Linked DNA regions of Homo sapiens: all the other regions are linked to region 1. A link is a loop called in an ENCODE intact Hi-C map of the cell type or tissue named here. Cell type or tissue: heart left ventricle. All regions are shown on one strand. Each heading gives the region's core, and the rest is flanking DNA. Links, peaks and the distances in the headings are about the cores only.

Evidence for each region. Peaks named below come from ENCODE experiments on the same cell type or tissue, not always from the same donor. Only the 100,000 strongest peaks of a DNase experiment are listed, where the experiment ranks them.
Region 2: it touches region 1 in a loop (2.1-fold over the local background); 4 of 110 quality-filtered maps call a loop at or near these places.
Region 3: a loop joins it to region 1, with 2.1 times the contacts of the local background. A loop is called at or near these places in 4 of 110 quality-filtered maps.
Region 4: it touches region 1 in a loop (2.0-fold over the local background); 4 of 110 quality-filtered maps call a loop at or near these places.
Region 5: it touches region 1 in a loop (2.4-fold over the local background); 4 of 110 quality-filtered maps call a loop at or near these places.

The regions. Positions count from the first base shown.
Region 1 is chr3:178,532,326-178,538,568 of GRCh38, reverse strand. KCNMB2 (potassium calcium-activated channel subfamily M regulatory beta subunit 2) reads right to left here and starts at 2,133. Exons shown (of 5, transcript NM_181361.3): 1 at 1,858-2,133. All of the region lies in intron 5 of KCNMB2-AS1 (KCNMB2 antisense RNA 1), which reads left to right. RefSeq lists an enhancer at 1,503-1,572. In heart left ventricle, for the core only: no CTCF peak of the experiment used is centred there; no DNase peak of the experiment used is centred there; H3K4me3 peaks cover 1,858 bases.
Region 2 is chr3:178,661,983-178,668,225 of GRCh38, reverse strand. All of the region lies in intron 1 of KCNMB2 (potassium calcium-activated channel subfamily M regulatory beta subunit 2), which reads right to left. The region is part of intron 5 of KCNMB2-AS1 (KCNMB2 antisense RNA 1); the gene reads left to right. Among named protein-coding and RNA genes, the nearest start is that of KCNMB2, 130 kb to the right of the region's middle. In heart left ventricle, for the core only: no CTCF peak of the experiment used is centred there; no DNase peak of the experiment used is centred there; H3K27ac peaks cover 904 bases.
Region 3 is chr3:178,451,645-178,457,887 of GRCh38, reverse strand. LINC01014 (long intergenic non-protein coding RNA 1014) reads right to left here. Exons shown (of 3, transcript NR_046786.1): 2 at 1,114-1,274; 3 at 583-794. Among named protein-coding and RNA genes, the nearest start is that of LINC01014, 36 kb to the right of the region's middle. In heart left ventricle, for the core only: no CTCF peak of the experiment used is centred there; a DNase peak (open chromatin) is centred at 2,907; H3K27ac peaks cover 2,073 bases.
Region 4 is chr3:178,671,571-178,677,813 of GRCh38, reverse strand. The region is part of intron 1 of KCNMB2 (potassium calcium-activated channel subfamily M regulatory beta subunit 2); the gene reads right to left. The region is part of intron 5 of KCNMB2-AS1 (KCNMB2 antisense RNA 1); the gene reads left to right. Among named protein-coding and RNA genes, the nearest start is that of KCNMB2, 140 kb to the right of the region's middle. RefSeq lists an enhancer at 480-589. In heart left ventricle, for the core only: no CTCF peak of the experiment used is centred there; no DNase peak of the experiment used is centred there; H3K27ac peaks cover 434 bases.
Region 5 is chr3:178,963,454-178,969,696 of GRCh38, reverse strand. LOC124906307 (a long non-coding RNA gene) reads left to right here. Exons shown (of 3, transcript XR_007096179.1): 2 at 4,201-4,252. Among named protein-coding and RNA genes, the nearest start is that of ZMAT3, 110 kb to the left of the region's middle. In heart left ventricle, for the core only: CTCF peaks have their summits at 2,732 and 2,934 (motif pointing right); no DNase peak of the experiment used is centred there; H3K4me3 peaks cover 1,005 bases; H3K27ac peaks cover 214 bases.

The DNA of each region.
Region 1 (6,243 bases), core at 576-5,575:
TACTTGATGCAATTAGATTCAGAAGATATCGGTAAGACCAGAGGCAGTGAAAGTCCTTTTACCCTTAATGAAATTAATGAAAATAATAGAAATAATATCGATTTGTAAACCTCTAACAACAGTAAGTAAAATGTATGTGTGTATTTTTGTTTGTGTATTTTGAGCTCTCTCTTTCTATACATGCATTCTTGACTGGTCAGTTGGCTGGAGAAGGGACTTCACAAGGTCAAGGGCACACATTTCACTGGTAACATAGAAGCAGAAAACGATGTCATAGCTATCAAATGCACCAAGAATTCCATACAGTCATTTCGTGGACATGTGGTCTGGTCACGTAAAGACCAGCCAAGAGAGTTCGGCTGGTTCAGTAAAATCCACCACACTGTTAGGAAAAACAAACAGGAAACTGTAACATAGATGCCATCTACTATGGGGCAATGATTTCAACTTTGTATGTGGATTACAGTATATATATAGAAGCTCACAAATACACAAACTCAACTGCATCAGAGAAGAGCAAAAGCCCTATTTATCCTTAATTGCAGTATTTAGCTGAAAACAAACATACTCTAATCATCTTCCAATTTTATTTCTAGTTAATTCTGCATTAGTATGGAAGTTTTAGATGCATTTGAAGAATATTGCATTCTTTTATAAATTTATAATTATTTCACATATCTGCCATTCGTTATAACCAATCTATGCCTCAGAATACAGAGTTTTTCAGAATATAAAGCAACATCTTTACAGCTCGGAGTTTGTGAAGTCCACTGGGGAAACAACACAACAGCACTGAGAAATTCACTTACTATGTTTCTGCCACTTCACATTGAGGGTCATATGCAATGACAAAGACTGAAATTTGCACCATAGATCAAGTTGAGAAAACACTGGTTTCTGATCATTGTACTTTTGCCTTAGAAATCTCAGCCTGTGATTTCCTGACATTTCCTTTTCTGATTGTGCTATACCGATCCCATATAAAGTACAAAGCAGTATAATAAGTTCCTCTGCAAATCTATTCATTATCGACTGGACTTTGGAACCCAACTGCCCCTCCCATCTTTGAAGGAGAATTGTGTTTTTATGCTGTTCATTTAAAAAACAAAACAAAACAGAAAGGTAAAATGTCAAGTCCATAACCTCTAACTAATCACCATTTCCATCTGCAGCCCCAGCAGTTGTTGAAAAGCAAGAGCAGGAACCGAGAGAAAGCCCCTTCTTTTAGTCGAAAACTCTTACTCTGCTTAGGAAAACCATGAACCCAAACAGTGTGGGTCAGCCTTTCAATATGCAAAACGGACGAAGGTACCCAATTTTCTTTTATAATGGATTACATAGGAAATAGTTCTTTGTCAGGGAAATTTGTCGTAATCTTCCAATTTCCCCTTTGAAAAATCAGACTCTGACCATCAAAACACATTGACTGTAGAAATAAAATAACAGGTTTCAAATCTTAAGGACAGCTTCCTCTTTATTTTTCTTGGACCTTTATGCCTTCCACCCACCAAAGTCTTCACTCGACCCTACCAGTACAGTAGCCCAGCCGGCACCACAGGTAAGAGGCAAAGTGTTTCCTTCGTGACCTCTAAGCATTCTACTCCACAGGAAAAGCAACGTGGAATGCACACTCAGCAAGCTGTAAGCCTGGAGCCAGTTTGTCCTGGAGGCATTTCTGCCATAAAACATAATACTGTCCACTGTGTTTTGCTCTAAGCAGAGCGTCTCCCACTCCCCTCTCCCTCCTCTTGCTGCTTCTCACTCCGCACCTGGCTGCAATTCACGATCCTCACGCCACAGAACAAACAAAAAGCATGAAACAGCAACAGATTCCTTTGTTTTACATGCAAATCCTACCTCCGGTAGTTGTCACATCTTCCTCAAAAGCCACGCTTAATTTTTAATGACAGCGATCCGGTGCAGTCCTCCAAATAGCCACCGGTAATCATCATTACCTCTTGTGCCTAAAGCCTTTGTGGACCATTAATGTCACAACCCTTTCTAACTCATAGCTTTAATACTCCCTGCTCAAAATGTCTGAAAGAGTTTGGAAGGACAATAGGAGTGACAGGCACGCTAGACAGCCATGCTTGAAATTAGTTATCTGGAGCTCCGTTAAAGCTGCTTCATACTGTTTTAAAGCGTGCAGGAGGTAGGATTTATTAGCCTATGATAGGCATGCTGTTTCTGTTTTTATTAAATACTGTAATAGGCTGTCTGTTAGCAATGCTGTGATAGGTCCAACATCACTTCCCCACTGCTTTCGAATTCTCATATTAAAAAGGGAGAGAGGGCTCACAGTCTTCCTTCCCAGACCGACATCGCCCTGCACTGGATCAGATTTCCAAATCCTCCTTAACTATAGGAGAGAGAGCCAAATAGATATTTTCTATATGGAAAGCGAACTTGGTAGTAAACACTCTAGGATTCTCCAAACAATTTTCTCACTCCCAGTAAGGGATTCCTGCTCTTCCCAGTTACAAAAATAAGTGTTCTCTGGAGTTAGGTATGAAAATCAATCCAAATAGGAAAAGTTCTCATTATTACTGAGATATGACTTAAGGTACACATGTACACAAAATCTCAAATTATAGATCAACTAGACTGAATGGATCATTCAGTGCATAAAGTGTTTATTTTATGCTGACTTACAAAGCTTTGTGTTTCAGGCTGAAGCAATCACATGCCATGCACAACTGTCAAACGGCAAGAATGAATGATGGATGGAAAGAATGGGAATGTGTACGTTATCTTGCTCCACTTTGGACAGTCATGATCATGGAAGATAGAAGAGGGATTTCTTAACATTGGTCAGAGAAGAGGGTATCAGTTAGCTGGAAGTGCTACTCTGAAAAGTTAAGTACCTTTGCAAGTAAGGAAGCGGAGAAAGTTCTTAATAGAACTACACAATTTATTCATTCTCTTCCGCATTTCCTTTCTTCCTGCTACTCCAGGAGCAATAGTATTGTAGTAGTTACTACGGAAACTAGATGGTGTGCTCCAGGGAAGGGCTTAAAGAGAGCAGCAGATGTAATATGGATGGACATGTATTATACTGGCCTATAGAACTAAAAATGAGTAGCAATTAACAAACAAAAACTGCTACAAACTACTACAACAAAATATTAGAGAGAATGATTATAAATCACCACTACTTAATTATTGGTAGTTTTGTAATCTAGAAATGCTCTAATGATCGGGTCATAGCATCCATTATTTTATTATATGTAATAACTGAATATCTGAATTGCTCAGATGTCTGATAAAGCAAAGACGCTGTTTCCTCTGCTCCTTTGTCCCTCCCTCCCTCCCTCCCTCTCTGTCTTCCTTCCTTCCTTCTTTCCTCCCTCCCTCTCTCCCTCCCTCCTTCCCTCTCTCCCTCTCTCTCTTTCTTTTCTTTTCCTCTCTCTCTCTCTCACTCTCTCTCTCTCTCACTCTCTCTCTCTCTTTCGAGACAGGGGTCCACTATGTTACCCAGGGTGTTCTCAAACCTTTCTTTTTCTAAACTCCTAGTTGTCAGTTTGAATATGCCCTAATGGTGTGTGAGTTTTAGTTGTTACTTGACTGGTTACAGTTTCTTCTCAGGAATAAAACGTGATTTAGAGGAAAACTGTCCTAGTATCACAAACCATAATTTTGTTCTCTTTGAGTATCCTTATAGTGGTTTTCCTGGGACAACCAAAGTCAGAAAATACTTATTGCAACTCAAATTAAAAAAAAAAAAAAATCTTTGCCCATTAAATTGGTAGGAAAAAGAGAAAAAGACTTTTTCAAATTTTCAGTTTTCCAAGTAGTAAAAGAAAAAAAATTCTTTTATGTTAAGAGTCCAAGACATTTCACTAGCCTCATGGTCATCCAAGAGGAACTATTTCTCACCAGCGTAATTAAATTTTCACAGTTGTGAGGAGTCCAGCGAATACAAAATTATTTTCTTTAGTACCTCAACTTCACAGTTTGTAATTGGAGTAACTGATACCACTGAAGTGTGAGTATAAAAACTCCGAAAAGAAATTGTTGAAAAACAATGCTTAAAGATTTTATGAAAATCCTGTCTTTTATAGGCAAGCAAATAATCCAAACATTTGTAATAGAAGAATTATTTCAGGGGAAAAGTATTTGTGATATTCTCTTTTAATAATAATGGGGCTGAGCACGGTGGCTCACGCCTGTAATCTCAGCACTTTGGGAGGCCGAGGCAGGCGGATCACCTGAGGTCGGGAGTTCGAGATCAGCCTGACCAACATGGAGAAACCCCGTCTCTACCAAAAATACAAAAAGTTAGTCGGGCATGGTGGTGTATGCATGTAATTCCAGCTACTCGGGAGGCTGAGGCAGGAGAATCACTTGAACTCGGGAGGTGGAGGTTGCAGTGAGCCGAGATCGTGCCATTGCACTCCAGCCTGGGCAACAAGAGCGAAACTCTGTCTCAAAAAAACAAAACAAAACAAAACAAAAAAAAAAAAAAAGGAAAAGTAATATTACAAATTATATCTCACAGTTATTTTTTCAAATGTAAGGAAGTGTTTAAATTATAACCTAAACACCACCACTATATGATTTAGAGAGAGAAAAGAAGAGAAAAGAAGAGAAGAGAAGAGAAGAAGAGAAGAGAATAGGAGAGGAGAAGAGAAGGGAGAAGAGGGGAGGGGAAGAAAGCAGAGAGGAGGGATCAGAAAAAATACCCCAGTCGTATACTTCCCTCCAATTTTTATCTGTGGCTAATTCAGAAAACAGTGGCTAAAAATACAAGAGATAAATGAATAAGATTTTGATAATGGGATAAAGCGAGAAGGTGGGCCTGGGGCAGGGATTGTTAGTGACGCTTTCTGGAGGCTCTGTTCCTGGAGGAGCAAAGAAAGCCCCTAACTCAGACCCATCTGAGAATAAAGGAGGTTTCTGGAAGGAGCAGTGTTCAGATGGGAATGGGGATGGAGCATAAGATGGTTTGTTGTGGTAGTGAAAGAGGAGCAGGAAATGAGGAAGGGACGCTGAAGGAGGAGAAAGAAGAGAAAAAGGAGAAAAGAGATTTATGAGGAAGGAAGGAAAGAATTTCTTGAGATAGCATGGTATTGGAAGAGGGCACAGGCTTTGAAATAAGGCAGCCTGACTTGGAAACAGTTCTGCTAGCCTGTTTCCAGTTCACTGTGTTCAAATGAAATGATAGCAATGGCTGTTCTAAGACTGCAGTGATGTGAATGAAAGGACATAATGTATGAGTGAAGCTCTTTACAAAGAGATGTACTGAAATAAATGTTAGTTATCACAGAGCAGGAAGAAAGAGGGAGATGCATGATTGAAGATGAGGAGAGGGCCACAATAGGAAAGAGAGGAGAAAAGGGATAGGAAGAAAAGGAAGCATGAAAAGAACCTCTCTAGGGGAGGTAGAAGAGAGAAAAATTTCTCCTGTTGAATCATATAAGATACAATCTCTTTCTTGCATTTGTTTTGTTTTCTGGATCACATTTCAATAGCTGTTCCTTTAGTTTTACCTCTATCATGAAGTTTCAGATAATAAAGTGTCTTTGAAGCTCATACCTTCTTCAACAAGAGAGAAACCTATGCTGAATTTGTTGAAAGCTTGTTCTACCATTTTGAAAACAGCTGATCGGAGGAGTGAATTTAGTAACTCTTAGCATTACTTTTCTGGATGGTTCCCCAGAGAGTGAAGTTTGGGCCGGCAGAAGGCAGGGACTGAAGTGATATTTCAGAGCTATATTACCAAACACATTCAGCAAGAATATTTTGTGCATCTGTAACTTGATAACATTTCAACAGCATCTGCTCCCTGAATGTACATCAGAGAACTTGTTCTGGAAAGAATTTGTGTGTGTTAACAAATATTAGGTTAAGAACTGGAGACTGGGGGAGAGTGGTGTGATCACACATACACAGAATTTGCAGTTTACGTGCACAGCCCGCCAGTGAAATGGTTTAATGAATGGAACAATGAATGCATAATTTCATTATGAGTCATCACTATTAAAATGAAAATTTGATAGATACATAACCAGAAAATGTAGCTATCTGTTACAGACACAAGTGCTAATTATATTTTGGAGTATATAATTTATGCTCTGAATAATACAGCAAGTAACTGCTTTTGCCCTATTATGACTATTTTTCCAGGAACAACAGGAAAGTTAGTTTAGACACTGCTTCCTTACTATTATATTTCTGTGAATGTTGAAGCTGACTCACTTTGAAGTGATCTACAGTTCCACATTAGGTGCATACAAAAGGCAT
Region 2 (6,243 bases), core at 525-5,524, 130 kb before region 1:
CTTGACATAACCCCACTTCCTCCTATGAAGTGATAAATGTGAAAAGGACTAGCAGAGGGCTTGCCGCAGAGCAGTGGCTCAGCAAATACATGTTCCGTGGGTGAATAGACAACTGAGCTTGCAAATTCAAAGAAGGATCTTTGTCTTATTAATGAGTTCTCTTCTGGATGTTTATAAGTAAGTTTAACCCAGCATGACTGATCCATGTATAATATTGTTTTTATGTAAAAAGAGATACGTACTCCCTCTGCTTAAAAACTCATGGGGGCAAGAGAGGACCATCCTCACAGTAATTATTCGCCCCCAGCCAACCACCCACTGTGGACTGTTTGTCTGTCAGCCTTGGCCAACCAGAAACCCTGAGGTAGGGGAAGAAATAGAAGTTTGGACAGGAAAGCCGATACTCAAGAGTGGGGCTTTAGGGGGCAGAGTCCTGGATGGTAGAGGTTTGATGGGAGAGGTGGGTTGTATTAGTTTACTAGGTCTGCCAGGCTAAACAGCAGAAATTAATTGTTTTGAACATTCCAGAGGCTGGAAATCCAAGATCAAGGTGTCAGCAGGATTGGTTTCTTCTAAAGCCTCTTTTTTTTGGCTGTAAATTGAGGCCACCTTCTCACTGTGTCCTCATATGGTGTCTTAGTCTGTTTTGTGCTGCTACAACAAAATGCCTGAGTAGTTTATAAGAAATGAAAATGTGATTTCTCACGGTTGTAGAGGCTGGGAAGTCTAAGATCAAGGCATCAGCATTTGGCGTCTTGGGAGGGCCTTCTTGGTGTGTCCTCACAAGGTGGAAGGTAGAAGGGAAAGTGAGCTAAATGATGTGTGAAGCCTTTTTTATGAGGGTCATAACCCCTTTCATGAGGAAGGAATCCTTATAGCCTACTTACTTCTTAAAGGCCTTGACTTCCTAGGCCTTGACTATCACATTGGCCCCATCTAAACTTTGGAGGGGACACATTCAAACAATAGCACATGGTCTTCTCTGTGTGTCTGTGTCTTAATTTCCTCTTTTTATAAGGATACCAATCAGATTGGAATAGGCCTATCCTAATAACCTCATTTTAACTTAGTTACTTCTTTCGTGACTCTAAGTACACTTGACCCCCCATGTCCATGGATTAAAAATGTTTGAAAAAAATAAAATAAATATAACAATAAAAACAATACAAATCAAAAAGAATACAATGAAAAACCATTTATGTAGCATTTACATTGTATTAAGTATTATAAGTAATCTAGTGGTGATTTAAAATATCTGGGAAAACTTGTGTAGGTTATGTGCAAATACTACATCATTTTATGTAAGGAACTTGAACATCTGAAGAGTTTCGTATCTGTAGGGGGTCCTGGGACAAATCCCTGCTCAATCACATTCTAAGGTACTGCAAGTTAGGACTTTGTTGTATGAACTTTGGATGGGGGGATACAATTAAGTTGTTAACAGGGTGGTAATTGGGACAGCAATGGCTGCTCACAGGAAACGCTGGAGAGCAGGAGCTATTCCTTGCCTTGGCATTTTTCACAGTGCCTTGTTCATGGTGGGCATTTAACAGATCTTTTTGGAATTAAATGACAGACTCTACTTAGAAGTGAAATAAGATTTTCAACATGCAAGCTTTCCCTCTTGGCCTTTATTTCATATGCGAGTTTTATCAGCATTTTGTTGACATACTGATTTAAATAATTTTAGAAAACACCACGCAGAATCAAGGATCGAGGCCTTTCATTGTACACCCTTCCTCTGGATTGGCAATAGCTACAATTTTTGGTAGGTTTATTTCATTAATTTTAAATTCAACTAACTATATTACCATGCAGGTCACATGCCTCTACAAAGATGTTTTGTTATGTGTTTATTTTACCAAGTGTATTCATGGATTTTTTACATGCTTATCACTAAACTGATCCCTAAAAAATGATTTGAGGTGGCCCTTAAAATTTAGACACAGTATTTCTATTGCATTGTCTTCATCTATCTCTTTCATGACCCTCTTGCAAATGTAAGTAGTGTTGATCTGCTGATCTTACTTGTTCTCAGTGAACCATGCTGGTGTCTAGTAAATGTCATGCTCTTAAGTGTTCACAAACCATGTTTTAAGTAACCTTTTCAGAACATTTACACCTACTTCCCTGGTCTGCTGCTCTCCAATGACACACACACATCTACATTGAATAGACAAGTAGAGCTAAAGTGTAGAGGCCTCCAAAGTTGCCTCATGTGACCAGTAAAGCCACATCATACATACTTATCAGCATTAGCTGGAGGCGTAATAGAAAGGCTTAACGGGGATGCTATTCTTGGACAACCCCACTTGGCAGGATTTGTGCTGATGAAAAGTTGCTAGGAATAGTTCTGAGATTTGAGACTGGTCACTTGTATGGTCTTAGTATCACCATTTATTATTCTCCTGGCATTATATTACATATTTATTTGTTCACACATTCGTGAGTATCTCATTCTGGAAGATAAACTGTACGAGGATAGAAACTTTGCCTGTCTTGTGTGCTGCTCTATTGCCAACCATCAGAGCAGTTCCTGATATTAAGCAGGTGACAGATTCTCTGAGGATAAACTTGCTCATATGTCAGATTATAATACCAATATTTGTTATGCCTAATCTCAAAGTCATTGAAAACAACTAAAGAGGCATAAAGGCAATTTGTATAGTGCAAAGTAGCTTGTAAAGATAAATTAAGCAGTTATAAATATATGTGGTTTTGAAACACTATAAAGAAACACTATGTAATAAAATGTTACGTAAGGACTTCAGACTTGATGGAGTAAAAACCTTTAAAAAAAACAGTTTATTTGCTGGGTTGCCAGCTCAGTATTTTTAAAAAGTTTATCATTTTTTAAACAATGTTGAATTTGTTTAGAGAAATCTAAAAGAAAACAAAATTATATTTGAAAGCAAAAATTGTTGAAATTACAGATAGCACATGAACCTCTCTTCTCTTGTTAATAAACTCTTTTAAAAGTGTGACTTCTCTCTCAAATGAATCCTGTCTATGAGAAATGTCCTCTGGTGGAACCTTAAAGGTTGATCAGAATTCCTAGAAGCTCTTTGTTTAAATAATCACATGAAAAGATTCCTCTTAAACTTGTCTGTCAGCAAACAAATGCCACAAAGCAGAATGAATTTTACACCTTTTGGGAGTCCATTAATTTACTTTCAGTGGCATCAAGTAATAAAAACTCTTATAGCAAGGTCACAGTTCCATTTTATATCAAACAACTATCCTTTCTCATGTATGATACATGAAGCACATTTCTTGCTCAGGGCAAAATGTTTTATTAAAATTATTTCCTTTGTTCTTTTGTATAGATCGTCCTTTGTGACAAGAAAAATTATCTTCACAATATATCTCTTTAGGACTTCACTGTATGATTATAATTATGTCAATAGAACTTCATCTAATGCTACTTTTTTATTTTCTTTAAGAAGGATGCCATTATTTACGTGAAAATGAAATTTTTCCCTTCCTCCCTCCTTCTCTCCCTTCCTTTCTTCCTTCTTCCCATTCTTCCTTCCTTCGTCTCTCCTTTCTTTTAACTGTGGGAGATTTATAAAAAGAGATGTAGAAAAAAATGAATCTTTCAGATACAGGGATGCCTTTCTTAATCCTCTGGGTACAAAGAATGACTGATAATTATAGATTTTACAGAGCAAACAAGCCAATCTTCATAATCTCCTCCTTACACCATCACAAGTATATTCTCTAGCCAAAATTGATGAAAAGAAAAAAAAGTATATAATAGTGTAGCAAAGAGGAGTGCATGCCCAGGTTGTTTGACTTTAGAATCATCCCCTCTGTCATTCAGACTTAGATTTTTATAGCCTTTCACCCAGATTACTGTAAAAGCCTCTCAATTGTTCTCCCTCTTATCTCTGCTTTCTCCAACCTATCTTTCCCTCTGTTGACTGAGAAATGTTTCTAAAATTCCAATCTAATCATGTCATTTGTTCTCTACTTTTATTAAAATTTTAATCTTGACCCTCCTCCTCCATTGTGGACATTTACAATTTACAGGGCTAGCTGCAGTGAGTTCCTGCAGGTCCCAGTGTACCACATGAAACTTCTCTGAATGAGGATGAGCATTCCTGTTCTCCCTAACCATCAGGAGGTAAAAGTGCTATGTAAACGGAAAAATGCCAAGTCTAAAGACATTAAAAAGAACAGTAACCCTTGAACACCCCGACTCTTTCTTTTCCCTCCCCTCTAGATGGTTAGAAGGACTAGTTTTTCTTCTTTTGTGAGGTCTTGTATGTTTCATTGCCATAACTCTTTCAAACTTGTGCCACAGTCTCTAGATTAGTCTTCTTGCCACCAGTGTTTCAGCTACAGTACTTCTTTCACATCAGTTTAACACCCTTAAAACACTCCTTTGCACCATGCTAAGATAGCTTCAGAAGCTTCCAGATGCCTATAGGGAAAGCCCAGATGAATGAGTTTTATATTCATTTTGAAAGTTCTGTGCTAATAGTAAAGTGTTATACAAAATGAGGTAATACTGTTGTCTTTTAATGCATTGGTATCATTTTGGTATCAGCTAGGTCCCTAGAGAGCAGCTATGTAAAGTTCAATCTTTCTAGTAGTACAAATGACTTAAGGAATGAAAACATAATCTGTCTTCAATTTGTACTTTGCTAAGCCTACCCTGAGACTCAAGGGATTTTGTAAGTCAGAAAGAAATCATTTGGAGATGAGATTAGGAATATCTTTGCTGTTTCATAAGGTGGCAGTTTAAGAGTTAAAAGAGAAACCGACATCATGTAGAAAACATTATGGGAATTTTTCTTGGAGGCAAGTGTGATGTCATGGTTAAGAGCATGGGATATGAATTTACAGTTCTTCAGTTCAAACTTGGAACACTTTTATATTCTGGGTAACATATCTTATTACTACAGTGACTCTCAAAGAATCATGCCTATTGTATGTATACCCTTGTTGAGCTCTCTCCACATTAACCCTAGGTTTGGGACATTGGTAATGTGACTCAAGCAGAGGCTTAAAGAGTGCTTATTCACTGAGGCTTGCCCTTTCTTACTCCTTCCTGGGAACCCATTTGGCAACAAGTGAAGAAACCTAGGCCAGCCTCCTTGAAGATGAGGGACCAACGGAGAGAGAGGCTCTGCTGTCCTAGCCCTCCCACAGAATAAGTAAGCCTAGCCAACACCACGTGGAGCAGAGATGAACCATCTCAGTTGAGCCCAGCCCAAATTGCTGACCAAAAGAATTGGGAACAAATAAATAATTATTGTTTTAAGCTACTGTGTTTCTGGGTGGTTTTGTATATAATAGTAGCTACCTGATACATTGGATGACCCAATTACTGAACTTCTCTTAGGCCTGTTTTATCACGTGCAAATGGGGATAATTTTAGTAATTTGGGGTTGCTGTGAAGACAGTGAGATAATCCATTTAGAGATCTTAGCATAAGTAATGAATAAATATTAGTTATAATTATATTTTATATCAGGAATTATTATAATTAAAAATCATTAAATTAGTAGTGAAATAGTGTAATTTTTTCATATTTGTTATTTCATACTCACACTTCCTCTGTGAGATATTATTATCCACAATTTATATTTGAACAAGTGGAAATTAAATGATATCCTTGACAAGCAAATGTTTTCTAAGCCTGGGCTCTTTGCACCATGTAATAGATGATACAAGCTCTTGTCCTTTTTATACCACAGAAAAGGTATAAGACCATAATGGTGTGAATTTTGTATATAGTCTTCATCCTTGGTCATATTTTATAACCCAAAATGATCTGTATCATTGTTTACATCATATTTATCTTGCATTTTATGTGTCTCTAAGCTACCTCAAATCGTTTTTCAAAACTTTTTTGAGGCATTAGAAAAAGACTATAAAATTTATATAAATATTGCCCAAGTAATGACATGGCTCCTTGAATAGTTTTTGATGTTGGATAAAGCTGAGTAAATGAGAACTTGTGAAGAGAAATTGCAAAGAAAACAGTTTAGCAAAGGGTATTCTACTTTTAGGATTATCTTTGAGAATAAAAATTTATTTCTGTGGCTATGCGATAATTTCAATACTTTAGCATATAAACACCTGTGCTTATAATTGTGAAAACAATATTTATTCACATCTAGAGTTAGTACCTATGGAATATTCTGTGTGGCCTTAGTCATACCATTTCTGAGATGAATATCATAGCAGATTGTTTAATTTCTAGTTAAATTTCAATGCCATCTATTGTCTCCT
Region 3 (6,243 bases), core at 514-5,513, 81 kb after region 1:
ACTGAATTAAAAAGTTATGTCAAAGAACTGTATTTATCGCATTATGACATTTTTTCAAAAGCAAAAACACTATTAAACAGTTTATATTTAAATACACACACACACACACACATTGTACACAGAGAGAAAAATGACTGGAGAATTAACAAATTATTAATAGTAGGATGGGAATGGTGGTCATGGGAAAGGCATTTGCTTTTCATTTTGTCCTCGAGTATTTTTTAACTTATTTTTTACAAGCATGTATTAATCATTTACTTTTAAACAATTCTTTTAAGTTTAATCCATGTGCACAACTATCAAATAGTGTTAGTGTATAGGTTAGAACAGTGCCTAGCTCAAAGTAGCAATCAATAGTTACTATCTGAACAAATGATTTCTGAAAATCATTACTGTCTGTAAATAATTCAAACTTCTGCTCAAAAAGCCATTGTAAAAACCTTTTACTAAGACATTTTCTTATAAAAATTGCTAGCTTAATCTGGTTTTCTTGTGGCTTGTAAAAGCACTTTAATTCAGAGTTTGGTAATACACACTTAACTGTGTTAGCAGCATCTTTAAAACCAAGAGACTAATAGGAGTGCGATAGCAAAAAAGCTTTAATTACTGCAGAACCAGTGGCAGGAGAAGGAAACTGTCAGTTTTCACACCTCAGTGAAGGCTGTGCGAGGGTCTTGCAGGTTCAGATGTACGTGGTCAAGTGATAAATGGCAGGCTCTGGATTCGGTTGTGGTCTGAGCTCAGCATTGGGGCAGGAAACAAACAGTGCCTTCAGCACTTGTCTGACACCATCCCTGGCAGGAGACAAGTCCAGAAAGAGCTATGCACAGTCAATGATTTTCCTTTTCAGCCCTGTCTATCCTACAGCAGCTGGAGTAGCTGCTCTAGGAGGCTGTAATTGATAGCTTTGATTTACCGAAGAAAAATAACTGGGCAGTTATGTAGTCCAGGGACAAGCCCTTCTGAATGTGAAAACGGTGCCCTCTCAGTAACAAGGGACTGTTATTGATCTTTACACTGTCATTTCTGCTGTGAACCAACCTCGACCAAGTATGGGCTTCCCTCTGTGTATTCCTGTCCCTGATTTAGTCCCAGAACATTTTGGAAACTTACCAGGTCTGCATATCAGCTTAATATGTCCACCACATGCACTCTCTCTTTCATGGCCTCCCTTATGGACTGTGATTCCATTTGTGTTGTATGATTTTGCAATTGTGATTTGTTGTTTTGTATTGTTTTCAAGTTGTGTCAAGCACGCACATGTAGTTTCCCACCTTAGAAACAATTTGACAGAGGAAAGAAAGAAACTGTATTAAAGACAAGCAAAATGTTTCCTTTCTAAAACTCTTTTCACTGAATAACTGCCACTTCTCAGGAGTGTGAGTTTTGTTTTCATTTGTGTTTGTGAAGTAGAGAAAATATATTTGAAGGCACAGGCAAAGGAACTTGCCACGACCTTCAATTTTTTGAAAATCGTGTAATTTACATTAAATTTCTTAAAATTTTGCATTCTTTTCTATTATCTGTGTTTTTATTTGAATACAAAATTAATAATTAAAATTATTTAATGCAGAACTAAATAGGTCCTCCAGGAAGAGGGAGATTTCTCTTCTGTGGCTTCTGATTTTATGACCAGGCAGTACTGAGACAGCCAGGTGGGAGGGGGTCCTCAGAGAAACTCCAGCCAGCTTGCCCACTGAGGTGGAGCCTTATGAAGTTTACGATGTTTGTAGTAGGGAGGAGTCTGGCTCCTCCTCTTCCTGTGTGGAGCCTGGGATTTGAACAGTGGGTGTGAAGTGCTCTAGAAGGGACTCTGACCTAGCAAGAGTCCCTGTTTCCCCCTTTTCTTCCTCTTCACCCAATAAAACCCTGTCTCACTCATCATTCAAATTGTCTGTGAGCCTGAATTTTCATGGCTGTGGGACAAAGCACCCCATCTTTAACTGAATTAAGGAAAAGTCCTGCAACAGTGTGACCTAGAATGTGCACAATCCTGGAGATCTGGAGAAGCCAACAACATCCCTAATAGGAAAGCATTAACATGTTCATTTTAGTAACAAACAGAACCCCAGGAGTATTTCCCGAGTTCATGGACTAACACCTAACTCCAGATACAGCCATTCCCACAAGACCATGCTATGGAAATTCTCTTCTATTAATTTTGTTTCTTCTCTTTCATCCCTCTTAGCTTTACATTAAATAGAGTGTTTTTTTATATTAAGTATAACATGTGTTTAAAAATTATTAAATGGTAAGTTCTCTGGTAACTTATTTATTTTTTAAGAGCAGAGAAAGGGGTAGGATAAAGCAAAGGCTTTATCAAAAACCCTATACAAAATTTTGGAAGTGTGTAGTTACAGACCCCATACTGGGGCTGCATTCTTTCTCGCTGACATTTTTGGCAGAGTGACTGAGTGGCAAATCACCAGATCCAAGTTCTAACTTGTAATGCTACCAAATAATTTCCTGTGCATGGGGGAGTCATAAACTCTCTTATACCCTTCTATCACACATATTATTGAGGAAGTGAGGGCTGAAATCAGTGATCTTTGAGGTCTCCACACTGTTGTTTTACTCCAGTGGAAGATTCAATAGAGGATGGAGAAAATTCACACCCCCTAGCCTGGCCTTTTCATAATATTGCTTGGGCTGATTCAAGGGACAGTGCACTTTTTTTCAGCTAATGTTTTTACTTCACAGTAACACTATGATATGTATTCCATATTTTATTTTCTTCTTTCAATTTGTCTTGATGTCTACTGTTCTACTATAACTGTTTAAATGGAGAACAAGATTAGTTCATCTTTCATGAAGCTTCCAAATATGCTGGCGGGCCCATGTCTACTCTTTGGCTCCAGCTTCCCTCGACTGTCAGCTGCTCTGGCCATGCAGCAATCGTCATTCCCAGCTGCAGCAAGAGACCCAGTGGAGTGCTGGCCTGGCTCAGATGCAACCTACAGTGTTATTTTTATAATCTGGAAGTCCTAGGCAAAGAAAGCAACTCTTCTTCCGTCAGCTATTAGCTATTCCCTACTGTCCAAGATCCTGTGGTTCTTCAATGACTCAGAAGGCAGCAAAGTCTAATCTCTTGACCTTGCTATTCAGCTTCCTTCACTGTAGAGAAGGTGATTACAAAGGACCAACCATTTAATTAGCTTCTGGGGCCTACAGCTTGCAGTTTTACATTTCTCTTTCTCGTGATTGAATATTTTATTTAGTACTCTTTGGTAGAGCAAACACTGAGCCACTGCTAGCATTTCCTGGTGAATGATATGGGATTGGCTATCAAGACTTATTTATTTTAGAAGAAGGAGGTAAAAACTAATTGAAGTTTATCTGTTTTTACAAATGCAGAAAATTTCTAGGAAGCATTAGTAAGCTATCCAGTTCTATGCATTTTAGGTTTGGGTGCAAACTATTGAATTGTAATAATTAATTAGGCTCAGGAACAGCCATCTTTGGTTATGCTTTCTAAATCCTTTGGCTAAACTCTCTTAATCAATATTCACTTAAAAGTGTGGTGTGCTCCTCGACTCCATCCTTTCCCTTTCCCTAGCAATGTCCAATTATTTCAGGTGGAGGTAACTTTATTTTTCTAAATATCTTTAGTGTAAGTTTGCTTATAAATTCATCAAATATTTATTTAACAGTTACGGCAAGATATTTGAACATCTTATCAAAAAAGATCAATCAAATATAAATAAGAATATGAAAAGATGTTTAACATGACTAGTCTTCAGGGAAATGCAGACTAAAACCATAATGAGGTACTGCTGGATACCTATTATGCAAACTAAAACCATAATGAGGTACTGCTGGATACCTATTATGCAAACTAAAACCATAATGAGGTACTACTGGATACCTATTGGAATAACTTTAAAAAATGACAATCTCAAGTACATGAAAGGATGCAGAGTAACTTAAACTCTAATACATTGCTTTTGGAAAACAGTTTCCAGTAACTTATTAACTTATTAAGTTAATCATATGCTGATAATTGACTTATTAAGTTAATCATATGCTGATAATATGACCCAGTGCTTCTATTCTTAGGTATTTGCCCAAATGAAATAAAAATTATTTTGGAACAAACATATGGATGATTTATTTTCCATCAAACTAGAAACAACTCTAATATCTTTCCACTGGGGCCTGGATAAATGCTGGTATATTTGTACCACGGAATATTACTAAGGAAAAAACAGAAATGTACCACAGTACTGATACAACCACAATAAGGATGAACTTCAAACACACTATGATAAATGAAAGAAGCCAGACTCGAAAGGTTACATACTGTGTGTATGTGGTTGCCAGGGGCTGGAGTTGTGAGATTGACTATGAAAGGGCAACATGAAGAAATTTAGGGGGTGATGGAACTGTTCTATATCTTGATGGTGGTAGTGGTTACATTATGATATACAATTTTCAAAATTCACAAACAAGGTGAATTTTATTGTATGTAAATTACTCTTTAACAATAAAAGCAAAAATTATTGAACACCTGCTATGTGCTGTTGTTCCAGAAGTGAAAAGACAGACCAGGTTCTTGCTTCCTAGATCTTATATCCTTGTTCTGTGTTCACTCTTCTGTGTCCACAGTCAGCACTAAAGTCTATGTTCTTTTCGTCTTTTGCCTGCTCTAACCTTCTAAATTGATCCCCTTGTCTCCCAACTCTCCTCTTCTCCAATCCATTTTCAATAATGCTACCAAATGAATCTTTTTATGATGTCAACTTGATTATGCATCTTCCATGTGGCAGTGGATAGTTTCTATGATTTGTAGCCTTTTAGCTTCTTTGAAATACCTTTTCTGTGCTTGGAATTTCTCACATCAGGGTTTCCTAGATAGAAGCTAGAAATTCACTTTCCAGTCTCCCTTGCAGCTATGGTGCTGGCATACGACCTGGGCCAATCAGAAGAATATAAGCATGACTATGATTAGACAAAAAGCAATGGGAGGAAGGAGGTGCTGTGTGGAATTCATTTCTGTTGAGGGTGACAGGAATGGCTTTCTTAGAGTACTGGGGGAGGTTTTGCTGCCTAGTGCCCAGGGTCTTGATGTGACCGCTAGAGTATGTGCTCAGTGGTCTTTGCTGGAGTCTCTAAGTCTGGACTCACAGTCTCTGCCAGAGTGTCTCTGAACTACTTAATATTCTTTAATAAATTCTTCTTTTTCTCCTTAAGCTAGAGTGGTTACTGTTTTTCACTTACTTTGCCTCTGAATCTCAATAGATACACCTATGTATAAGCCTTCAAAGACTTCCCATCACCTTAGGAAAAAAATCAGTACTTTTAACTATGGCATCTAAGGCCTTCAACATAGAGTTCATACATACTTTCCAGTTTAAACTGTTCTCAATGTGCTCTATGTTTTAGTCACCCTAAACTTGCTGTTTGTCCAACACTTCATTCTCATTTATACCTTCATGCCTTTGCAGATGATGTTCCCTTTGTTTAGTATAAGTTTTCCTTTTTTCTCACCACTTTGTAACCCTCTCTTCATGTTGCCCTTATTTACCCTTCAATTCCATTCAAAATCTATCTCAAATACCACGAGCTCAAATGCCCTTTGTGAAGCCTTCCTTGATATCCTTAACATGGTCCCAGCGCCCAAGAGCTGTTTGCTTCCTCCTGTATCTGAGAACTTCTTGTATTGTATTATGATGTTTTGTTCATTTAGTCATTCATTCAATAATAATTATTGAGCAAATACCATGTGCCAGGCACAGAGCTAAAATCTGAATGATAAGTAGGAGTTAATTAGGTAAAAATGGAGTAGAGTGTGTTCCCACAGAGATCAGCATGGAAAGTGGGCAGGCAGCTCATGAAGAGTGTGAGCCTCCAAGTGAGGGCAAGTGTAGTGGCCAGGGCTGAGGAGCAGGTGTGCCCCCTTCAGTCTTCTGCAAGTCCTTTGAGGCAGGAGCCCAGTTTTACTCACCTTTGTGCCTCTAGTGAAGCCAATCAGGCATGGAGTTGACATTCAATGAAGGGTTATTGAATTAATAAATAAATCACCAGATCATGTCTCTCCCTAAAACATTTATTTGATGCTTGAACCAGAGGAGATAATTTAGGCTTAATTTCCTGTGCATCAAATCATTGTCAGGACATAAGTATTACCTTTAATTAGCAAGCAAAGTCTCCCACTTCCTCACACTAATAATCCAGTGTTGCATTGATGTAATAGTGGCAGACCAACTTCAAAAGTGTTTTCTTGGATAATTGTTTGGGTGTCAT
Region 4 (6,243 bases), core at 882-5,881, 140 kb before region 1:
TCAGTATAAATTCCTGTCCCATCCTTCTCCCCCTTGAAGGGCTTGCTTGCTTTCTCTGTTAGAGGCTATGCTTCCCAGCCTATCAAAATGATCACCTCTCAGGGTGTAATCCTCATTAAGAAATAAAGCTTGCTCTCTGAATTTGTGAAAACCTCGTGATTTTTGAGTTGACATCTGGTTCTCTTTACATGGTGCACAGACGACAGGCCAGGGGTTTTAGGAGGAGGCTGGGAAGTGAAACACATGTTCCTGGTGGGAAGACAAAACAAATGAGCTGAGGGCAGCAGGGGAAGGTGGCTGGATACTGAGCTTCATCTGGGCCAGCACAGAGGGCTGACGATGAAGAGAGCTGTCTGCGTCAGGTGGGGACTTCCCACGTGCCCAGGCTTATCTGTGTGAGTCCCTCCTCATGTCTTCTTGTCTCTTGTCCTTTACATGACCCATATTCATCATTTCTTTGGTTGTTCACAGTCTAAAATTGTCCTCCATGTACATACCCTCCTTATGGTGTCTGGTGTTTTCGTTAGGAAAAGAGATATAAATATGTAGAGGTTAGGAGGAAATCTCTGAGTCAGGAAGCCCTCTGTCAACTGAGGTCAGCGTGGGGAGTTTGATGTTCCACTCCCAGAGTTGTGGCAAGTGCTTTTGTTTTAGCTGGTTTTACTTATATTAACTGAGGCAAAGTTTACACCATGAGGAAATGAAAGTTGGGCTGAAGAAGACTTTGCTTCAATTGCAGGTGGAGTCATTCTCTCTTTCGCTGTGGTGAGGCGAGCAGGGCCCAGAATAGGGACCACTGGCTCTGGGCTCTGACTGCTGTTTGAGGTTGGCCACTCCTATGGCCTAGGGTGGTCTGTTCACCTTCTCCCAGGCTCCATTTCCTCATCTGACACGGGGATTAGGCCTTCCACACTCTAGTGAGGGCTCAGTGAGGTAATGCAGCAGAAAGCGTTTCGTAACGTTAAAATGCTAAACAAATGGAAGGGTTTGTCTCTCCCTAGTATGGAAAGGTCAGGAATAAGTGAGTGTCAGGCAAAACATGAGAAAGTTGTGTAGCATGCAAGTATATTGACTCTGCTACCTAAAGTCCGTGTGCCAGGCTATAAAGACTACTGTAAGGACATTTGCTGTGAGAGGTTACTTTACCTCCAAGTGGCTTATTTTCTGCCTCTTTATGGATTATCGTTACCTGGGTGACAATAAAAAAACTCAAGCTTAGGGCTCAGTGGCCTTCTTGGGAGGCAGGAGGTGGTAAAATTCAAACCCAGGATGCTCCCTTGTAGAGCCACTAAGGTGTGCTTGGAGAGAATGGTGGAGCTGGAGGAGAAAAATGGCTGAGGAGGATGTGAAGACGGACTTTGGATGTTAGGGGAGAGGAGAGTGGTGAAGGTCCCTCCTGACAGTCCCAGCCCTGCACTGTCCCTCTCCATCTGTGTCAGTATCTCCACATGTCTGTCAGTCAGTTCACCTCTCTGTCTGCCAAGGATTAGACTGTAGCTCTAACCATGGAGTGAAGCCTTTATCATTCGTGCCCACTGAGTTAGTCTTGTCACTCATGCTCTGGTGTGCGTCCAGGCTCTGAGACTGGACTTATGCCCTGGGTGGCCTCCAGTTCTTTACTGGGGCCTTAGCACTGCTATGATGCCAGCCTACTCCCTTTTCCAGGCCTGGGTGCTTTCTCTAAACCCTAGCTTCAGCTTCAGCCTAGTATTAGAGGCGTAACATGGGCTTGGGGTCATAGATACTTGAGTTTGAATACTGACCCTATCTCATACTAGCTGGGAGATTTTAGGCAAGCTGATTAACCTTTCTGAGCCTCAGTATTCTCATCTTCAGAGTGCGGGTAATAAGTATTTTGAACAATTATGAGATAATGTTGATAAAGTATCTAACAGACCCAACACAGAATATGTTGTTTAGAACTGGTTGATATTATTAAGGTTATTGCACAGGGGGAGAAACTTTGGGAAGAAGCATGTTTCTCTCTGTCTGACAGGAGGCCAGAGACTCCTCTAGCCACCGGCTCTAGCATTTTAGATACCAATCCTCATTTTGTAATGATGCTGTCAGCCCTCTAATTTATACTCTGATCTCTATTATGGCTATTCTGTTCTCTTGCCCCTAGAAGTTTCTAGAGAAGAGCAGATAGTTCCACTTTTAGATGTGCATTTCCAAGAAAACATGTGAACATTGATCAAAGATTTTTCATATTTATTGAAGAAAACTTTTTTTTTAATGTCTAAGGAAAAAGTGGTCAGATGCTAACTTGCACTCTTTACTTACCCAGGCTTGCCCTTGATCAGGTTTTGCCCTGAGTCCACCCCGAGCAGGTGTGTCAGCAGTTCTGACACTAACAGAAATCCAGCCCTGCGGGAAAGCTGGCAGTTCATCCCTCTAAACTGAACATCACCTCACTCTCTTGAAATGCCCTCAGAAACACGGTAACTGGTACTTAGCTTGATGCAAGTTAGAGGAATAAGATCCTTTGTTTCAAACCTCATCAAGTTCTGCAAGTCTTGGCTGATGTTTACTATTCAGTAATTTAAATACACCAGGCTTTTCACAAATGCTTATTAAGAGGCTTGTTAGGCTTTTAAATACTGAATAGCTTGTATAATAGGACATGACAAAGGTTGAATTAAAAATGAATCAAAATTATATTTTAAAACTATATTATCTTTCATTCAACATTTACAGACATTTACTGAATCCCTACCATGTGCTGGATATGGTGCTGAGGATTAAAAGCAATAAGACTATTTCTGTCCTTGTGAAGCTTGCCGTCTATTTTAACAATTAGCAGAGGACATAATAGGAAGTGCAGGAGCTGCAATTATAATTTTATGGTCAGAGAAAGTCTTGCTGAGAATTTGAGAGGGAACCACATGGCATTCTGGGAGAAGAACATTCTAGGCAAAGAGAATAAAGCCCTCTTTCTGGAACAATGTCCAGTTTGTTCCAGCAATGGCAAGGGGGCCATTGTGGCTGAACTGGGCCAAGCAAGGGGAGAGCAGTGGAAGAGCTCAGATTGTGGTGGCCAGATGGTGATGGGACTGGGAGGCCATTGCAAACATTGGCTTCTATTATGAGAGAGGTGGGTTTCAAGAAGGGGGAAACCATGATCTGGCTTGCCTGTTAGGCTCACCGAGACTGCTTTGTTGGAAATAGACCATGATGGGGTTGCTAGGGAAGGTAGAAGCAGGGAGACCTGAGATAATTGATGTGAGAGATAAAGGTAGCTTGGATTAATGTGGCAGAAGTAGTGGTGTCAGATTCTGGATCTATTTTGAAGGTAAAGTCTATCAAATGTACTGATGGATTAGATGTAGGGAATGAGAGAGAGAGGAGCCAAGGATGTCTTCTAGACTTTCATCTTGAGCAACTAAGTTACCATTAATGGTGAAGACATGAGTGTAGGTGAAATAGGCTTGGAGGAACCAGATATTTAACTTAACATGCTAAGCTAAAGATATATATATATATGACATCTAAGTGGAGATGCTGAGTAGAAAGCTAGAGTGGAGTCCAGAGTAGAAATATAAAAAGTTGTGAGTTTACAAAAGGTATTTAGAGCCATGGCACTAGATAAGGTCATCCAAGGAGTGAGTGTAGAAAGAGAAGAGAAGAGGTAGAAGAGATGAGGAGTAAAACAGAGGAGAGTGAAAGAGAGTGGCCAGTGGGGTAAAAAAAAAATCAGAAGATCATGGCATTCTGGAAGCAAGGCAAGAAAGTAATTGATGGATGAAGAGGGGACAGAGTCAATGGTGTCAAATGTTTCTGAGATATAAAGAAAAGGAGGCCTAGGAATTGATATTTCGTTTAACAAGTAGAGGTTTAGTAAACATGATTAAAACGATTGGTAGAGTGGTTAGTAAACTTTATTAAAACATGTGGGCAAAAGTCTAATTGAAATGAATTTAAGAAAGAAGGGGAAAGAAAGAATTGGTGAGAGTGTAGGCAGAGGCTTGTTAGGCTTTTACAGATGAGGACCTTACTTTAATGAGAAGCAGACCTTAAAGGGCCTTACTGAAATGAAAAGCAGAAAAATGAGGCAGTTCCTCTAGGGAAGTGAAATCAAGAAAAGATTCTTGAAAGACTGGAGAATTAGCCTGAGGCTGCCTTTAGGCTGATGGTAAAGTTTCCATAGAGAAGAAAAATTTAATCATACAGTGTTGGAGCACTGTCTTGGGTGGGCATGGGCTCCAGTGCAAAGTGAAGGGGTTGCTCTCCCACACGTGTCCTGACAGTTCATCTATAGTAAGAGGAGGGAAGGTGAAATTTATAGGCACAGATGCTGGTAAATGGGTAAGTGTGACGGTGGGAGCTTGAAGGAGTTCTCTTAAGGTTGCTTCTATTTTTTTTCAGTAAAATAAGAATTAAGGTCATTAGCTGAGAGTGAAGATATGGGAATAGAAACCAGAGACGTAAGAAATAATGAGATATGAATAGAAGAATATTGCATTTGGTAATAGACTAGGAAAGTATATTAATAATATATTTTCCCTTAGGCCCACTTGAGGTTTATGGACATGAATAAAAAGTGAGACTCCTTCCATTGTCGTATGCTTGTGTCCAGCCATAATAAACTGAAGGGTACAAGCACAGATTAAGTGGAGAGTTGAATTTAACTAGGGTTGAGGTTTTTCTGAATGATTGTAATGAAGTATAAGAGGGGCAAGAGAATTGAGAGTGCATGCAAGGGAGGGATACAAATAATTGGGTATGCACTTTAAGCTGGGTAAGAGAGAAGGAAAAATAAGGAGGCAAGGGACAATAAAAGAATAGTATGATCAATGAGTTGTGGCTCTTTGGGCCATCAATGGTTTTTGGTAATGTGTAAGAGCAAATGAACTGGAGATACAGAAAGTGGTGGTCAGAAAATGGGATGCTTCAAATTTAGATTACAGGTGTTTTGCAGGTTTGGAGGACAAGCCTGGAGGTATGACCCTGGAAGTGAGTGGCTGAGATAGGAAGATGGACAATATCACTAGAGGAGAGCGGTTTTGGAAATGAAAAGGCCAGAGTTTTGGAAGTCTCATCTTGCAGACACTGAAGTCACTACGAATTTAAAGAACTTCCCTAGTAAAAATATTGAAGACATTAGCTTAGGATGTACCATCAGCTTCCTCAAATCAAATGTTCATGGGCACATTTCTCTGTGGGTGTATGAAGTCACGAAGTCAGTGTTAGCATAGACCCTTGTGAATGTTCGGTGCCTCTCCGCTGCATTTCCATAAGCAAACTTTATCTCCTCTAGGCTATCAGTTACACAGCAGTCATCTTTTTAATCTGCTTTCTTTATCCAACTACAAGCTCTTTAAGGACATGGATGTACTATTAGTCATAGGAACCTTAAAGGCTGGCACAGTGCTCAATAGATATTTGTTACTTACAGTGGTTGAGAACACTGATTCTGAAGTCTGAAAGACCTAGGTTGTAATTCCAGCTGCCTCTTATTAGCTAAATACTTCTGGAAAAGACACTTATGGCCATTTCCTTGTCTGTAAGATGGGGACATTACCCCCTACTACCTCCTGCACCCCTCACAGGGGTGTGGTAAGGAATCCATGTGACAAGGCTTTACATAGAAGGTGATCAGTAGAGTCCTGGAACGTAGAAAATGCTTTATAAATTTTAAATACTGAATCATGAAGGCAATAAAACTTCATGCTTGTGTTATTTCCAGGGTGCCAGACTTCCACATCAGCCAGTCCTGTGCTACAGTCCTTCAGAGAAAAAGGGTGTTAGGAGGAAGCTGACTCTCCAAGAGTCTCCAGTAGTTTGGTAACATGCCCAGTGAGAGATGATGAAAGAATGTTATTACTAGAAAAGATTTCATGAGTTCTCTTAGCCAAAGGTGTGCACCTCTCTGTGTGCACAGCCCAGGAAATGCAGTGTCCCTGTTTCCATAGTTACCCAACGAACTGAAAAGTGTTGCTAGTTCCAGCCTCTATGTTGTCAATGATTACATTATTGTATTACATGTTGATTAAGCTAGAGCACATAGATATGATAAATACTCATTTATAAGCACAAAAACTACTGTTTCAGAAAAGTGCACTTAAGGAACTGTTCTTAGGCTCTTTGTTTTCAGGGAAGCAAGGACAGACAGCAGAGCAGGGTGACGTGGCCTGAAATGCACGCTGTCTAATGCAATGCAGCCTTTCTCTGCTCTCTGTTAAGCCCCTCAACCTTTTGACTGACCAGAAAACTGTGCTGTGGATCATCAATTTCACCTTCTCT
Region 5 (6,243 bases), core at 560-5,559, 430 kb before region 1:
ATGGAGCTTCTCTTTCTTCTCCATTTTGCAATCGTACACACTCTTCAGTCTTCTACTTTACTTTTGAAAAATGTCTGTAGTCACTTCTGTCTACTCTTTCACTTCTGAAATGATTTTGAAATTGTTTTTTTTGAGTAAACATCTGAACTCAGGGGCCCGGGACTACTGTTGGTTGGCCCAATTGACAGCCATTAATTTAGTGAACCTCTTATTCATTTCATCTATGTCCATGAAAATTACCAGCAAGTTCAGGGTCAGGAGGGTGTGTAAGCATTCATACACAGTGTGTATGTGTGTCTGTGTTGTGTTTGGTGTGTGATAGAGAACTGATTGATAACAATCGGCCCTATGATCCTCCCCTTTCTGGGTGTCCTAGAAGATGGGCTAAGGGTATGATGAGAGAGGGGTGTTGAGCTTTCCAAGTTAATGCTGTAAGTATTTATTAGAGGGGTAGATTATGGAAGAGGATAGAGTCCATATTTAGCTAGCGTCTTCAAAGAGGAACTGATACCTTCAAGTGAAAGAAAATGTGCATGTTGCCTTATAGAGGCGTTCTTCCTGGCAGGTGACATGCTGTGGCTTTTTATAGAAATGCCTAAATGTCTCAATTATTCTTGCTTTATTTAAATTTTTTCTTTCTTAAAAATAGGATAAATAATAACAGTGACTGCTTATTACAGAAGAAGGTGATTAACTAATGAATTTAAACTTACTTGAAGTTTCTGGAGAAGACTGCTTTGGAAGAAAAAGGCCTATTAGTGTTAAAACTATTAATTATCTTCTAAATAATAATTGTTTATAGATGATTATCAGTGAATTCTAGGACTTGAGCCTCTCTTCCCCCATTTAAAAAATTAAATACATATGTGCAGATTAAATATCTATGTCTTTCATACGCAGCTATCAATTTTGGAGTCCTTGTTGGGACTGGAGGTCAATAGGAGTCACCTTCTTATGGTTTTACATTACCTCTGACATTGCAGATAAATTCACAGTCAAGGAAGTGCTTTTGCAGAAGTTTTCTTAGGTCTTGCAGAAACCTAGTGAAGAACGGTGAGGATTAGCCATGGGGGTTTGGAGTTTGCCACTCCGTGACTCTGCCATTCAATGAGCTCAAGCCTCTGGTCCTGACTCATCTTGTCTGTGCTTCTCCCATCATCCCTCTGCCCCTGCCTGTGGAGAGGTTGGGGTCTGCTTTGCGCCATTGTCTCCTCACTCCCAAGTCTTATCCGTGGTGACTGGGTCTATGCCGGAGAGGAGGAGTCCTCTCATTTGAACTGTGGCATCTTAAGGCTCTATGTGACTATTTTGCAAATGTTCTTAATGATAGGTTTAGAGTTTTCTTTCTTTTCTCTTCCTATACCCTTTCCTCTTCATTTCCTATAGGGCAAAAAGAGTGAAGATAGTAAAGAGTGAATCCTATAGATTTGATTATTTTCCATTAATAATCCAACAGAGTGTGTGGCACATGGTAGATGTTCAATAGACAGCTGATAAATTAATGAATGAATAACCACACTCATATCCACACTGGAAGGTGGTGTATATGGTTGTAGAGTGTGAGCTCTGGAGTCAGACTACCTGGGTTTGAATTTCAGATTTAGTAGCTAGGAGACTTTAGGCAGGTTACTTAGTTTCTCTGCCTCAGTTTTCTTATCTGTAAAGTAGGGATAAAATTCTCTCTCTTGAATTTCTTGTGAAGAGTAAATGAGTTAGTAAGTAATAAGGGCTAAGAATAGTGCCTAATACATATTAAGTACTCAATAAATGCTATTAAAGTATATTTCCATATGTAATCTCATTTTATCCTAACAACTATTTGGTGACATAAATGAGACAGGTATTTCTGGACCTAATAGCTGAGGAATCTCAGGTTCACAGGACTGCTAAGCAGTAGAGGGATGTCTAACATTCATTCTGATTCCAAGGTCTGATTTTTCTAGATTGAAGTTATTTGTTTAGTTTTGAAGGTGATTAAAAGACATTTAAAAAGAAAAGCAATTAGCTTTGATTTCAGTAAAGGTTATGGGTCTTGTAAAAGGTCAAAATCACTTTCTGTGGTTGAATGAGATGAAAAGAGGTTGAATGAAGTAACAAAGATAAGAACTGGTGCTACAGAAATAATGAGTCGTTATCAAAACACCTCAGTGTCTCGGGGAAGAGCGAAAGAAGCACTTTGGAATAACCAAGAGAAAGAATTAATCAATCTGATTTAAAACTGAATAATACCTTCTTTATTTTTCAGTGTTAGCACTGAGCTTTTGCTGAAAATTCACTTTGCTCTAAAATGGCCTAATTTTTCCTTTTAATTTGCATTTCCTTCCTGCCCAGATGCGACTGGCAGCAGCCCAGTGGTAGTTCCACTAAAGCAACTGTGCTACAGCACCTCAATTTGGATCTCAGAGCTGTCCTTTTACATTTGCTTCTTTGCATAATTTGTCAAACTTTGTAAGTTGCACAGCAAAATTCTGCCAATAAAGAACAGGAAGTTTGGGTCATCCTTCTGGGTTTACTGTTTTATATTTGTTTTTTCAGCAACTGGAGTCAAGCTCTGGTGAAAGTATTAACACATTAGCAGTTTGGAATTGCGCTCAAGGCTTCTGTTCAATGAATATGAAAAAACTGAGCAACAAGGAGACTTGGGCACATTATTTATACATTTGGTGAGCTCATTCACTCGCCCAGGGAAATCAGGCAGCACAGCCGCCAGCCCAAGGTTAATTTTGTTTTCTTCTCAGCCAGGAACAGGGTGTGCTATTACACAGAGAGAAATGAGGACTTTTTAATTGGCAAAGAGGAACTTCTGCTGCATAAAGAGGTATTCCAATCACTGGAGGTCAACAGAAATTCTTTCAGATTTTAAAATCTTGCTGTGTTCAAAGTTTAATGCAAAATCCTTCAAATTGCTAGTATTCAAAAACCCTGCATTAACTGTTTAGAAACAGAAGAGGGCACCTCATCATTCCTTATGCCAAATTTATTTATTTATTTTTTTAAGCGTGAACAGGAAACTGGCTTGCGAATGAAAATGAAAAACCACTTCCTTTTCCTAATGAATGAATGAAAAGATTCTGTTAATATTTTTAAAAGCTTAACTATGAGTAGAAAAGCTGTATTCACTTTCTAGTTTCAAGAGACCTCAGAGTTTAAGTTGGAGACTAGCCATAAAAAGTTTAATTCTATTATAAAGTGGCTGTCAAATACAATGCATTTAGATTTTAAACCAAGAGCCGCCTGGATATCCTTCTTTTCTATTGGCTAGGTAACCAGTTAATTAGGGTAACTCCTCCTTTCTTCTTCTCCTCATGTTTGAATCCCAGTTTTTCTCAGAATTAAATCTTTCTAAGCATCAGTGAATCTTTTAAATTTTATGCAAAATGTGTTTGTGTATTTTTCTAGAGGAAGTTTGGAGTTTTAATCAAATTATCTACCCTTTCCTGGGTTAAAACTCCAGGAAGTTTCCATGTTTAATTCTACCTTATGCTAATTGAGATTTTACTCTATATTCTGTCATAATAAATACTATTAGAATAAAAACCTTAGGACTTTTCTAATAATTTAAACCATAACTGTTATGGAATGTAGCAACAAACCTTTTGATTGTCTTTGATATTCTTTGTATTAAGTTTTAGACAGAGTCAAAAGGAAACTTTTCAGTCTAACCTAATCACTTTAATTACTGGTCCTAGAGGGTAGCACTGATTTGTCCTGGGTTACACGAGCAGTGAGCATGAGAATTCAGAAGTAATAGACCGGTCTTTTACCTTTACATTCTTTTAGTCTATATTCTTTTCTCTGAGTCATGCTTGGTTGAAAATTTGCACTGATTCATACATTTATGGAATCCTTATATTGCTCTGCTCACACATATGAGTTGCTTTTTTTTTTTAAGAGTTGAGGGTCTCACTATGTTGCCCAGGCTGGAGTACACTGACTATTCACAGGTGAGTTCATCGCTCACTGCAGCCTTGAACTCTTGGTTTGAAGTGAGCCTCCCTCCTTAGCCTCCTGAATAGCTGAGACTATAAGCACATGCCACCATACCTGGCTTCTGTGTTGTTTTGTGTTTTATACTTTGGTAGATAGTTTTATTCTCTAAGTGAACAGTTTAAAAGCAGCAAAATGCATGTTGTTTCTTTTCCAAGTTGTCTTTGTATGTAAGTTCCCCTGATAAGCATTATGTCTTGTTCACGTCTCCAGGTCTCTTCTTCAGCCCTTGGACACAGTGTCATCCCTATTGGAGTCAATAAAGGTATGGCATGACATATGTATTCTGGGGATAGACTATTTTCACAAAGGACAGTTGTCAATTTCATTAACACTGTACCATACAGGAGTGTTTCTAGGGGGCAGTTGCTTTCTTATAATAATAATAGCAAACATGTATATAGTGTTTACTACTTACAAGACTGGGAAACACACAAACCAACAGACTGTTCTGTCCTACTATACTCTCAGCACAGAATATTTTTGTGGCCAGATGTGTACGGGTCTTTACACATATTTCAAGCAGCTCTCCAGCAGATATCAACTGGGTCTTCCACAATTCAATTCGATTTTGACACTGTCTACCTGAATAGCCCTTACAAGTTGAAGGCTCAGTCCCATACGACTGCTCTCATTTCAGACGCCAATCTCAAGTCTGGGCCCCCCATATTTCTGACTGACCAGCAATAAATTGGAGGTTCCCATGACCCCCTCTCAGGTTCAGTAATTTGCTAGAATGGCTCACAGAACTCAGGGAAACACTTTGCTTACAATTACCCATTTATTATAAAGGGCAGCACTCAAGGACAGCCAGATGGAAGAGATGCACAGGCTGAGTAGAGACGTGAGGGGCATCCCATCCTCCCAGCTCCTCTACACATTCAGCAACTGTGAAGCTTGTCAAATCTTGTTCGACAGCTTTGGAGAGCTTAATCTCTAGACCCCACTCCATTTCCTGGAGGTTGGTCAACAAGGCTGAAAGTTCCAACCCTCTAATCCCTTAATCACTTGGTCTTTCTGGGGACTGGCCCCATCCTGAGGTTATCTAGGGTTATCTAACTCACCTCATTAGCATGAACTCACGTGTTATTATAAAGGGGATCATTATGAATAATGAAAGACGTTCCTATCACTCAGGACTTCCAAAAATTTCAGAAGCCCTGCAACAAAAACTAGGAACAAAGACCAAATATATTTCTTATTATATCACACAAGCACTATTCTGGGCACTTAATTTCACTCTCAAACGACCCTATAATGTGGATACTATTATTATCTGCCTTTTATAGATAGAACAATAGAATCTCAGAGACATTAAGTAATTTACCAAAGATCACAAAATCCGTAGGTAGTGTAGGAGTGAAGGGAACGCTTCATCTCTGTCCACTGAGGATTTGCTGAAAATGAGCTGATAAAAGGCAGATTAATAGAAGAAAAAGGCATATAAAATGTATTCAACATGCATAAACACAGAAGCTACACACAAAATATGAGACTTAAGGAGGAGTCAGATGTTTGATTTTTAAATGTTGTCTTCATAGAGGAGAGATGTATGGACATAGAAGGCAGACATTATTTTGTAAATGATTCTCTTTGGAAGCTGGATGACAAGGTTCCAGGACGGAGAGGGGCAGAACTTCACAAGAACAAAGGTTGTCTTATTATGAAGATAAAGTCCCCAGGTAGTCTCTCAGAGCTGTCCTCAAAATAATATATGAAAAGTCTGTCTGGTTGTAATCATGACCCCGTCTCTTCTCCAGTGGTTAATCTTTCCTGGTTATTTGATGAGATTCCTAGGTAAGAGGTCTTAAGAAAATTGCATTGTCTTAAGAAGGAAAATTTGTTAGTCAGATAAAGAAATTCCAAAGAGGGTCCCTCTTAGTTCTTTGGGAAAGAGGATCAGAGGCCTAAGGAGGCAGGGGTCAGAGGGAGGGGGCTGGAGGTAGAAGGTTAGAGAGAACTTAAGGCTGCTTCTCCCGGCCAGCATGTCAAACCACCATATTTTGGGGCATCGCTTTTTGAACCCTAACAGTGGCAAAGTGAGGATTTGAACTTGAATAATCTGACTCTAGAAGAATCTGAGCACCTCCCCACTATAGTAGGTAATCAATTGACCTTTGGCCAGCTTCTTGATCATCTCTGGACTAGGCCAATCTGATAAGCAAGAACCTTGCAGTCTTGAATTATTTTTATATCAAGAGATTATTCGGTTCTAATCTAAGGATGAAAACAGACACAACAAACTCAAATGCCTAT